Regions from separate parts of the Homo sapiens genome. Here region 2 is linked to region 1. Evidence: read pairs that join two places in POLR2A ChIA-PET (ENCODE). Cell type or tissue: CD4-positive, alpha-beta T cell. All regions are shown on one strand. Each heading gives the region's core, and the rest is flanking DNA. Links, peaks and the distances in the headings are about the cores only. Region 1 overlaps GNPDA1 (glucosamine-6-phosphate deaminase 1). Region 2 overlaps NDFIP1 (Nedd4 family interacting protein 1).

What was found. Peaks named below come from ENCODE experiments on the same cell type or tissue, not always from the same donor. Only the 100,000 strongest peaks of a DNase experiment are listed, where the experiment ranks them.
Region 2: POLR2A ChIA-PET joins it to region 1 with 5 read pairs; 13 of 35 experiments call an interaction of 5 or more read pairs at or near these places.

The regions. Positions count from the first base shown.
Region 1 is chr5:142,004,002-142,009,383 of GRCh38, reverse strand. GNPDA1 (glucosamine-6-phosphate deaminase 1) reads left to right here. Exons shown (of 7, transcript NM_005471.5): 3 at 1,484-1,585; 4 at 3,058-3,240; 5 at 4,268-4,452. Among named protein-coding and RNA genes, the nearest start is that of GNPDA1, 6.3 kb to the left of the region's middle. In CD4-positive, alpha-beta T cell, for the core only: no CTCF peak of the experiment used is centred there; a DNase peak (open chromatin) is centred at 2,273; H3K27ac peaks cover 1,600 bases.
Region 2 is chr5:142,125,566-142,130,947 of GRCh38, reverse strand. The region is part of intron 1 of NDFIP1 (Nedd4 family interacting protein 1); the gene reads right to left. Among named protein-coding and RNA genes, the nearest start is that of NDFIP1, 19 kb to the right of the region's middle. In CD4-positive, alpha-beta T cell, for the core only: no CTCF peak of the experiment used is centred there; no DNase peak of the experiment used is centred there.

The DNA of each region.
Region 1 (5,382 bases), core at 86-5,085:
GCAGGGGTGGGGCTGTGCAGTGTTGGATATGGTGGCAGGGAGGGTCTCATAGCCAGGGGCCAGGTTCTGTGGAGCCTTAGAATAACTGGTGTTGCTGAGGGTGAAATGAGAAGCTATTGGTGGGTTTTGAAAAGAGGGGTGACATGACGTAATCTCGATGGGTTTTTTTTCTTTCATTTTTTTAGTTTGCAAAATTTCAAATATTCAAAAAAGAGGAAAAAAACAGGTCAATACCATTCACCTAAATTCACCAATTGTTACCATTTTGCCACATTTGCTTTTACCTTTCTCTGGCTCTTGTTCTTTATCTACACACACACACACTTTTTTTTTCTGAACCACATGAAAATAAGTTCCAGACATCCTGACACTTATCTCTAAATCCTTCAGCACATATCTCCTGAGAATAAGGACATTCTCCTACACAACCATGATACCATCATACCTAAGAAAATGAAAAATCATGCCATCATCTAATATGCAAACTGTGTTCACAATTTTTTCTCAATTGTCCACATTTATCTTTTATAGGTTGGTTTTTAAAAAATTAATTCAGTGTCCAGTCAGGGTTCATGCATCTTTAGTCTTTTAATATACAGTGTCCTCCTACCTTTTATTGTGTGTGTGTTTTTATGACATTGACTTTTTTTTTTTTTCAAGATAGAGTCTGGCTCTATTGGCCAGGCTGGAGTGCAGTGGTGCAATCTCGGCCCACTGCAACCTCTGCCTCCCAGGTTCAAGTGATTCTTGTGCCTCAGCCTCCCGAGTAGCTGGGATTACAGGCACATGCCACCATGCCCAGCTACTTTGTGTATTTTTAGTAGAGACAGGGTTTCACCATGTTTTCCAGGCTGGTCTTGAACTCCTGACCTCAAGTGATCTGCCCGCCTTGGCCTCCCAAAGTGTTGGGGTTACAGGCGTGAGCCACCATGCCTAGCCATGACATTGACTTTTTAATGAGACTCAACTAGGGCTTCGCTGCTCCTCAGGGAAGTCTTCCTTGAACCCTGAAGCACTGGGTGAGCCTGTGCTTTACCCTATCACAACTGACGTTCCTGCTTTGTGTTCTACTCCTAGTGAGTTATCTTAGAGTAGCTACTGTCCCTTGCTCCCCTGTGTCCTTATCACATGGCCCTGTGCCTTGCACATATTACTTGTTCAGGGAGTATCATGTCAATAATGAAGTCTGATGTTCACTCAGGTACTAATCAGAGTGATTTCAGTCATCAGTGTGCTGGATACTGGGAGATTCAGCAGTGATCAAGGCAGACACAGTCCTGCCCTCCTGGAGCTTACAGTCTAGTGGCAAAATAGGCATTAAACAAGCAATTAATGGATGGATGGCAGTTAGGATTGGAGTACTGGGTAGGACTTCAGATCTGACAGGTTCTCCCTGTGAGCAGCCCTGACTTATTCCTGTGAACCCTCTGGGCTTCCAGACTTGGGGTGCAAGGGGTGTTCATGGGTGTGGCCACTCTTGCAGGGAGTACCCCACTTGGCTGCTACAAGAAGCTGATTGAATACTATAAGAATGGGGACCTGTCCTTTAAATATGTGAAGACCTTCAACATGGATGAGTACGTGGGTGAGTCTTTCTCTTTCAAGGTTCTTTCCTGATTCTAGGAGAGTGATGCTCCTCCTCTCATTGGCCCAGTCCTGGAGAGGAATCGGGGAGCCAGTGACATTTGATGATAGGCTCAATTATCAATACTTACCTCTTGGTTTACTCAGCTATAAAATGGGGCTAATAAAGCTGACCTCACAGGTTGTAAGCATTAAATTCATTTAATCCTTTTATGATAAAAGATGTGGAAGTTTCTTATACATAACAAATACTTAATAAATATTAGAGTATCTCCTTCTCCTCTGCCTGCTCCTCAACTCCATTCCATTTCTTTCTGGAACAAATGATTGCAAGTGGGATCCTGGCTCGGGTGTTTCCCCTAGGATCTGTGTCTGTGCTTTCTCTTCTGTGTGTGGCCTCCAGCTCCCCTTTCTGCCAGGTACACTTGAAGGGGACCTGAGATTGGTATCCTTCCTGCTGCTGAAAGACTATACCTTGGTCTTCTATCACCTCTCCCTCACCCAGTCCTTTTGTAATAGCTTCATTTTAAACATCCTTTTTTTAAAAAAAAAATTGTGGTAAAATACATGTAACATGACATTTACCATCTTAACCACCTTTCTGTGTATAGTTCAGTAGTGTTAAGTGCATTCACATTGTTGTGCAACCAATTTCCAGAACTCTTTTCATCTTGTAAGACTCAGGCTCTATACCCGTGAAACAACAACTTCTCATTTCCCACTTCACCAGCCACGGAAACCACCATTTTACTGTCTGTTTCTATGAATTTGACTACTCTAGAATCAAACTAGAGTATATAACTGGAATCATAAAGTATTTGTCTTTTTGACTGGCTTCTTACACCTAGCATAAAGTCCACAAGGTTCATCCATTGTTGTAGTGTGTGTCAAAATTTCCTTCCTTTTTAAGGCTGATTTTACATATTCTTAATGCTTAACATTAAACATTATTTTTTTTTCCTGGCCAAAAAAAAAAAAGTTGATCTGGGGAAGCCCTAAGATAGTTCTCTCTAACCACCTGGTGTTCAAGCTGGGATTTATTCAGGCTGAGTGGGGTAGAACTGGGAGTGGATGGTGGGTTGAGAGGCACAGGGTGAGGGGTGTGCTTGCTTGCTTTCTAAGATGAGTTCAGCCCTACCCCAGGTGGCCAGAGTGTCCCCAGCCTCTAACCTATGGTCATTGCCTTATGAAAAGCAGATCAGATCAGAATGTGGGGATTTCCCAGGCCCTTGGTGTGCAGTTACTCTGGCCAAGCCCTGTGGCCACAGATGGTGGTACTGGGTGGGTGGACACTTATGGATACTGGCTCAGCCTGTGCCGAGTGGCTAGGGGTCAGAGGGCTGGTGCCTAAGGCTCCCAGATGGGCAGACCCCTGGGAGTGTCTCTGTAGGTCAGCATGGTGTCCTGGCATCCTTCTTAGGAGAGGGGCTTTGGCTTGGCCTAGGCATAACCGAGTGTCTCACGGCCCCACAGGCCTTCCTCGAGACCACCCGGAGAGTTACCACTCCTTCATGTGGAACAACTTCTTCAAGCACATTGACATCCACCCAGAAAACACCCACATTCTGGATGGGAATGCAGTCGACCTACAGGCAGAATGTGATGCCTTTGAAGAGAAGATCAAGGCTGCAGGTGGGATCGAGCTATTTGTTGGAGGTGAGCTTGACACTCTGCAGCACACATGTCCAGGGCCAGACCCGTGGGAAGGAGGACAAGACACAATGCCTGTCTGCAGACAGCTTCTTCTGGGTGTGCTAGTGACCGTAGAGACAGAGGCGGGAGAAATGGGCCCTGCCTGGCTCTGTTACTCAGGAACTATGTTATCTTGGAGATCTCTTTCTGCAGTTTGATGCCTTGTCTGTAAACTGAGAGGTTTGGGTTTGGACTCTGAGATTCTGTCTACTCCCCAGTCTTAAGGTTTTATGGATCAGTCCTGGAACTTATCTAAACATTTAACATCATGGACTCATGTAGTTCCGGAAGGCTCCACACAGCCCCTGTAGATAGCCAGTTGAACCCCAGAGAAGTTAGGTGACTCACTCAAGGTTCACAGGTGGGAGCAAGTGTGTGCTTCTTGGATTTGTGCTCGGGTCCTCTGGGCTGCCCTTCTGTGTATCCATCTATCGCCACCTCTGGAGTTACCCATGAGGGGTAACATTGAACTGCCTTTTATTGCTCTAGAGATCACTCTTCTATACTTCAAGGTGGGGAGGAGGGGGGCAGGACCTCTCATCCTCTGAGATTTTAGAACCTTGGCAGCCCCTGTCCAGGTTCTCTGGGTGTTTTGTTCACTGCACCTCTATCCCAGCAGCAGGACCCTCTAACTACAGGCAGAAGAGACAGAGAAGGTCCACTTTTCTGACAATCTGGGGAGGCAGAAGCTGTTTGGAGTGTTTCCTCCTCAGCTTTTTGAGGGTGATAGCAAGTTAACAATGTCTGTGTGTGCCTCAGATAGACATGATGGGGAGGGTCTCCTCTGAGACAGTATGGCAAAGAGAAAGAAATGGTAGGGAGGGGGACAGATCACATGTTTAAGGTGTACCTGCCCAGGGCTGCAAATGAGAAAGGTGACACAGCTTTCAATGATTTTTCTTCAGACCCTAGTTAGGGAAGGAGAGATTGTCCATTCTTGAAATCTTGGATCCCTGGGACTGACAGGGCTGCACGGGCTCTCTCCCTATAGGCATCGGCCCTGATGGACACATTGCCTTCAACGAGCCAGGCTCCAGTCTGGTGTCCAGGACCCGTGTGAAGACGCTGGCCATGGATACCATCCTGGCCAATGCTAGGTTCTTCGATGGAGAACTCACCAAGGTGCCCACCATGGCCTTGACGGTGGGGGTGGGCACTGTCATGGATGCTAGAGAGGTAAGGGCATAAGGGCCCCACCAGCTTGCGCTGGTGGACTTGTCTTTCTCTTGTTAATCTTAACTATACTGGTACCACCTACATTCTTATTAAAGATGAAGGCATGGTAAATAAGGCTAAAATCCCTGCTGACCCTGTTACTCACTGTTCCTCTTGCGTCTTTGGAAGACATCATTATTCCCAGTGTGAGGTGAATCCCTTGAGCACGTTTTTGGTGCCTTTGGCTGACTGCCTGAGACAGCAGGCTCTCTGGCCTCAGGCCCCTTTCATGCTTTTCACAGGCAGAGAGGAGGCCAGCATCGCTAATGTTGGAATATTTGTACCTGACCAGGTATGGAGAGAGGGGTTCCCTTGTTCCTTGTAGTTGGTAGAGGTCACTGTTGGGACACCAAGGATGCTTGTGCTTCTAGCCCCGTGCTCAGAGATTAATAAATGTGGTGAAGTATGATTAAAATATAAGTGTTTTAAACTGAATTTAGCTTTTCCCCTAAAAAATTGGCTATCATTTGAATGTGAATTTTTTGTGGTTCCAATTTCCTTATTTTCATTAGAACTTTAGAAGCATTTTCTCTTCCTTTCTGACGTGTATAGACATGTTAGATTTACATTTCTTTGCCCAAGCCAATAAACAAGCATCTAAATCAGTGAAAACTTCCCTGTTTAAAGTGAACTTTTGTGAAATGAGTGATGGCACCCAGATTTCTGTTGGGTAATCTTCAATCAGTACGTGGGGTGGGGGTGTTTACTCGCTGTTTTTAGCTCTGCAGCTTGGAAACAGGTTTAGGGCCGTCTTTATCATGAGGGCATCTTGATCTGGGAAAGGACCTGGGGCTGGAAATCAGGAAATTATCTTTTCTAAAGAGTTCTGGGTTGCTGAGGGGTCCGGAAGAAATAGTCACATTCCCTCTCTGCTTCTGCATTCTAATCTTT
Region 2 (5,382 bases), core at 62-5,061, 120 kb before region 1:
ACTCAAATAGATATTTACAGTGTACTATTATTACATGAAAAAAGCTAAACTTGCCAAACAATAGGCATCATATAATCCTTTTTAAAAAGGCAGACATATAATGGAAAGGAGGCCTAGAATGAGACATTTACAGTTCAACACTGTTATTTCTAGGTAATAGGAGTACAGGGGAATTTTTCCTTTTTGTTGTGTATCTGCATGTTCAAATATTTTGTAGTGAATATTTATCACTTGCATACTTTTTTTTTTTTGGAGAGACAGGATCTCACTCTTGTTGTCCAGGCAGGAGTGCAGTGGCACAATTATGGCACACTGTGACCCTGGCTAACTTTTTTTAAAATTTATGTTTTGTAGAGATGGGGTCTTCCTGTGTTGCCCAGACTGGTTTAAAACTCCTGGCCTCAAGTGATGTATACTTTTTTAAAGTTAGAAAAATAATCTGTTAAGACAAAAGACAAATCACAGACAAACCATGTTACCATTATATTCCACATGCACACCAAATTAAATCTTAAATAATTGAGACACTTATGAAAACATAAAATTCTCCCTAATTCTACATATATCTGTCAATAGATATCCCTTTTCCCTATCTCAGCAACTTTTCTGCCAGTCAAATCTTCAATTTTTTAAAATAACTCGCACTGAAAGTGTCTGCTGTTGCTAGTCTGTATAGTCTACACAAGTCATCTTCATAGAATAAAGACATTTCATTTGGTTTTTCCAGTCCAGTGTGACAATGAACTATATTAATTTAAAACATGAGTTGGCTGGGACTAGGAGCCAATCTGAAAATTAATAACAGAATATTTAGTGATATAACTGACGTAGGGGTCTGGTCCTGGCTTCGGTATCATCAGGATATACAGAGCCAACTGACATACTTGTAAAATACATACCACCTCTAAACCATACCGCTACAAAGAACTCTATCTTGAATTGAGACAGAAAAACAGAGAGACCGAGGTGTACTAATGTGAAGTAGAGCTCCATAATCCATTAAATTTTCTTTCTTTCTTTTTTTTTTTTTTTTTTTGAGATGTAGTTTCGCTTTTGTTGCCCAGGCTGGAGAGCAATGGTGGGATCTCGGCTCACTGAAACCTCCACCTCCCAGGTTCAAGCAATTCTGTTGCCTCAGACTCCAAGTAGCTGGGACTACAGGCGTATGCCACCAGACCTGGCTAATTTTTGTATTTTTAGTAGACGTGGGCCAGGCTCGTCTCAAACTCCCGACCTCAGGTGATATGCCTGCCTTAGCCTCCCAAAGTGCTGGAATTACAGGCGTGAGCCATTGTGCCCGGCCACAATCCATTAAATTTTAACTGATCATCTCAATCTCCACTCACTATGCTGTTCAAAACCAGATGTCAATAAATTTTTCTGACTAATACTACAAAAGCTTCAATTTCAAATGAATTCTTGTGTCAAATTCTCATCAGCATCTACCATCTGGGTACATTTTTTCGAATCCTAGTAATCTAATGTTAAACTTAAGGTACTCCCAAAATAGCTGTATTATAACCTAAGATAATTTTTCCTTTTAAACAAAGACATGTGGCCAAAATAGGTGCAGTAAAGCCAAATGCTCCTGGGACACCGAACTAGGAATTACTTAAATAGAGTTCTTGGGACCATGGTTCACCTAAAATACTGGTTTTAACATTATTTGAAGCTCTTGGCAAGGTATTCTTAGCCTCCTCACACCTAACCACTCTTGTGCTGTGGGAAGGTCACCAAAAGAAGCAGAAGAGTCAGCAGCAAGAACAAAGGCAAATACAGACTTTTCGAATATGTTCCCTTAATATACTGTAGCCAGTAATGAACTTCATTTAAACCTAGCTTGGTTTATACTTAACCCGTTTTATATTTCCTGAGCTTGGTGTCAAAGTAATCACGTTACCCCTGCATAATTTAGGTCTCAGAAAGGAAGCATGACAATTCTAAGAAATACAGAAATCCAAAGAACAAAGAGGTTAAGAGGTCTTCTATGACAATATTTATAAGATAGGCTGCCTGTCTCCTGGAAACTTGGAAATGTTAAATTTGATCATCCCCCACCATAGTAAAAGATGACAGTGCAAATAAATTCCAGCCTTCTTAGAACCACCAATTTTCACTTTGGTAAGGAAAAAAACACTTCCAGGTGAAGAGTTTGCTCCACTAAAATTCACTACTTTAGAATAGTGTACTTTTTTCAATTGAAAAATAAAAACAATTTAAAACACCATTATGACTATGGTATAATCCCAAGACCTCACTGTACAGGCTTCTCACTCTGGCTTATTTCTATAATGCTGGTGATAAGATTAGGCTCCATCAAGAAAGCTGTTTAAAACAAAACACTGCAATGTAGGGGGATCGCGGGGAGAGGCAATCACCTTCAAAAAGAGTAAGCACTTAGTGCCTGCCATCTGCATGCATAATAACTTGCTGAACAATGGAATCCTTAAATATACATCTTTTTACACTTCAGGGGCAACAAGTCAGGCATTCACTAACAAGTGGAGGAACCATGTGCGCTAGAACTAGAGTGTGCTATAAAATTGATTACTTGGTTCCAAAATTTATTTTTAAGATTCCCCTTTTCCACCCCTGGGAACCCTTCTGTGCAGCCTCCCTGCCATGTCCCTGGAGCTCAGGGATCTTCGGGCTCTTTCCTGACACTTTCTGAAAGAATACGCGGCATTGTCACGTTTGGGTTAGAGTTGGAAAGATGCTCAGTCTCTTCCATCAACTGGGTCAGTGGAAGCCCGAGTCCAATTTAACTGTCACAGAATCTGGGTTGTAGGGGATACTCAGAGAGACAGATCTGAAAACTGGGACAGATCTGGGAACTTCTGCTCTCAGTGCACAGAGATGTTGGGCAAGGGTAGGGGGGATATCCTTTGAGTGACTGTGATAGATAATAAATAGCTGTTGGACACTGGATTTTTTTTCCTGTCATATAATTTCTGACCAATTTTACTAAACTTCAAATATGATTTATTTTTTTGAGACAGAATCTCACTCTGTCACCCAGGCTGGAGTGCAGTGGTACCATCTTGGCTCACTGCAACCTCTGCCTCCTGGGTTCAAGTGATTCTTCCGCCTCAGCCTCCCAAGTAGTTGGGATTACAGGCATGCACCACCATACCTGGCTAATTTTTGTATTTTTAGTAGAGATGGGGTTGTGCCATGTTGGCCAGGTTGGTACCAAACTCCTGACCTCAAGTGATCCGCCTGCCTCAGCCTCCCAAAGCGCTGGGATTATAGGCGTGAGCCACCATACCCGGCTGAAATATGATTTAAATGGCATTTTTTCCAAATACAGCTATACAATTACCTACACAGGCCATACAAAGTAGAGTTTAATACAGAACTACCTATAACTACCTATGCCTCCATCGCTAAGAAATAAATAATCCAATCACCTGAGAATTCAGATGACCTTTCACTTTCTCACACCCAGAGTGTGCCATTACTCTTTTCCTGATTACCTTTGCTCCCTTCTATGTGCTGAGCAGACTAGAATGGCTCCCCAGAAGAACCCTAAAACTCTTCCTACTTCAGATATGTCACAATCTGCCATGGTGCCTTTGGCCTTGATGACCTTCAATTTTAAGAAAACATTTATTTACAAATAGGTGCTACTAAGGTTTTGTTCTCAAGTCACACCTGTAATCCCAGCACTTTGGGAGGCTGAGGTGGGCGGATCACTTGAGGTCAGGAGTTTGAGACCAGCCTGGCCAACATGGTAAAATCTCGTCTCTACTAAAAATACAAAAATCAACCAGGTGTGGTGGCATGCACCTGTAGTCCCAACTACTCGGGAGGCTTAGGCACGAGAATCACTTGATCCGGGGAGGTGGAGGTTACAGTAAGCTGAGATCAAGCCACTGCACTTCAGCCTGGGCGACAAAGTGAGATTCTGTCTCAAAAATAAATAAATAAATAAAATAAAATAGAGCGTTTTTTTTTCCCTCCTTATCACCTTCCTCTGTATCTAGGTCCTATTGTTATTAAAAATAAATATGACATTTTTATGAATCTCCAACACAGAAATCATATATAGTTCTAATTCTAATAGAAACAAACTTGAATTTAACACGTTTAAGACATTATACCCTACAGATTTAAACTATTATTTGAGTTCCCAATCAGCAAGAAAGCTTCACCACCGCCCTCCTCACTAAGCAGTTCTAAAATGAGTTGTTTTTAAGCAATAGCAGAGCTGGGGCTAGGATTAGGGCTAAGCAAGGGGCAACATTTATAACTGTAGCAAATGGCAGGACCTAAAGGCACTTAAAAGTCATTCTTGGATTATCTATATTTACTAAGAATGAGAGAACAACAAAAAACCCTACACTAAACAAAACCCATAAATCCTTATATATGAGAAAAGGTATCAACATACACCTCAGAATTCATACAAACAAACAAACAAAGCACGTGAAAAATAATGCTGAAGTATCCAGTAAGTCCATAAAGTTGCAAGTATTTTCACTACTTAATTTTTTCTTGGTTTGGTCATATTTAAACAGCAAGAAAATTCTTGTAAGTTTCAAGTCCCTTCTTTAAGTTATTAAAAATAAATATCAGAAAATTCTGGGTCAATGCTTGAACTCTAGTTTTGAATGTTATTTACTACTTCTATCTTAGAGTTAATTGCTAAAACTTTTACCTTAAAATGCAATTTTTAAAGCTCTCATTACCAACCCACTACTTCTGCATAGTCCCTAAATCCTACCAAAACAAGGCAGTATAATTACAAAAAGTAAACAAGCACATTTCTTTTGGTAAACAGCTGAGTATGCTATTTTACTGCTGTTCAGAAATAATCATTAAGTTTGTGTGGCCTGTACATTTACTTTATATATTGTAAATATAAACTCTGTTATTCTAACATCACCAAATTATTTACATTCAAGAAAAATTCTCTATCTAATTGTTATTAATTAGGGGAAGATATTTTAAATAATTCTGACAAGATAAGAGAGACTAAACAATAAAAAGGCAACCCAATTATAAAATGGGCAAATGATTTGAACAGACATTTCTCCAAAGAAGATATACAAAAGGCCAGTAGACACAAAATGCTCAACATCATTAAGTCAGCAGGAAAACGCAAATCAAAACCAAGACTCAATACCACTTCATGCTTACTAGGATGGCTATAATAAAAAAGACAGACAATAACAAGTGCTGAGTATGTGGAGAAACGGGAACTCTAATACACTGCTGGTGGGAATGTAAAATGGTACAGCTGCTGTGGAAAAGTTTGGCAGTTCCTCAAAATAAGTTAAACATAGGCTGAAAACACAGTGGCTCAGCCTGCAATCCCAGCACTTTGGGAGGCTGAGGCAGGAGGATCACTTGAGGCCAGGAGTCTGAGACCAGCCTGGG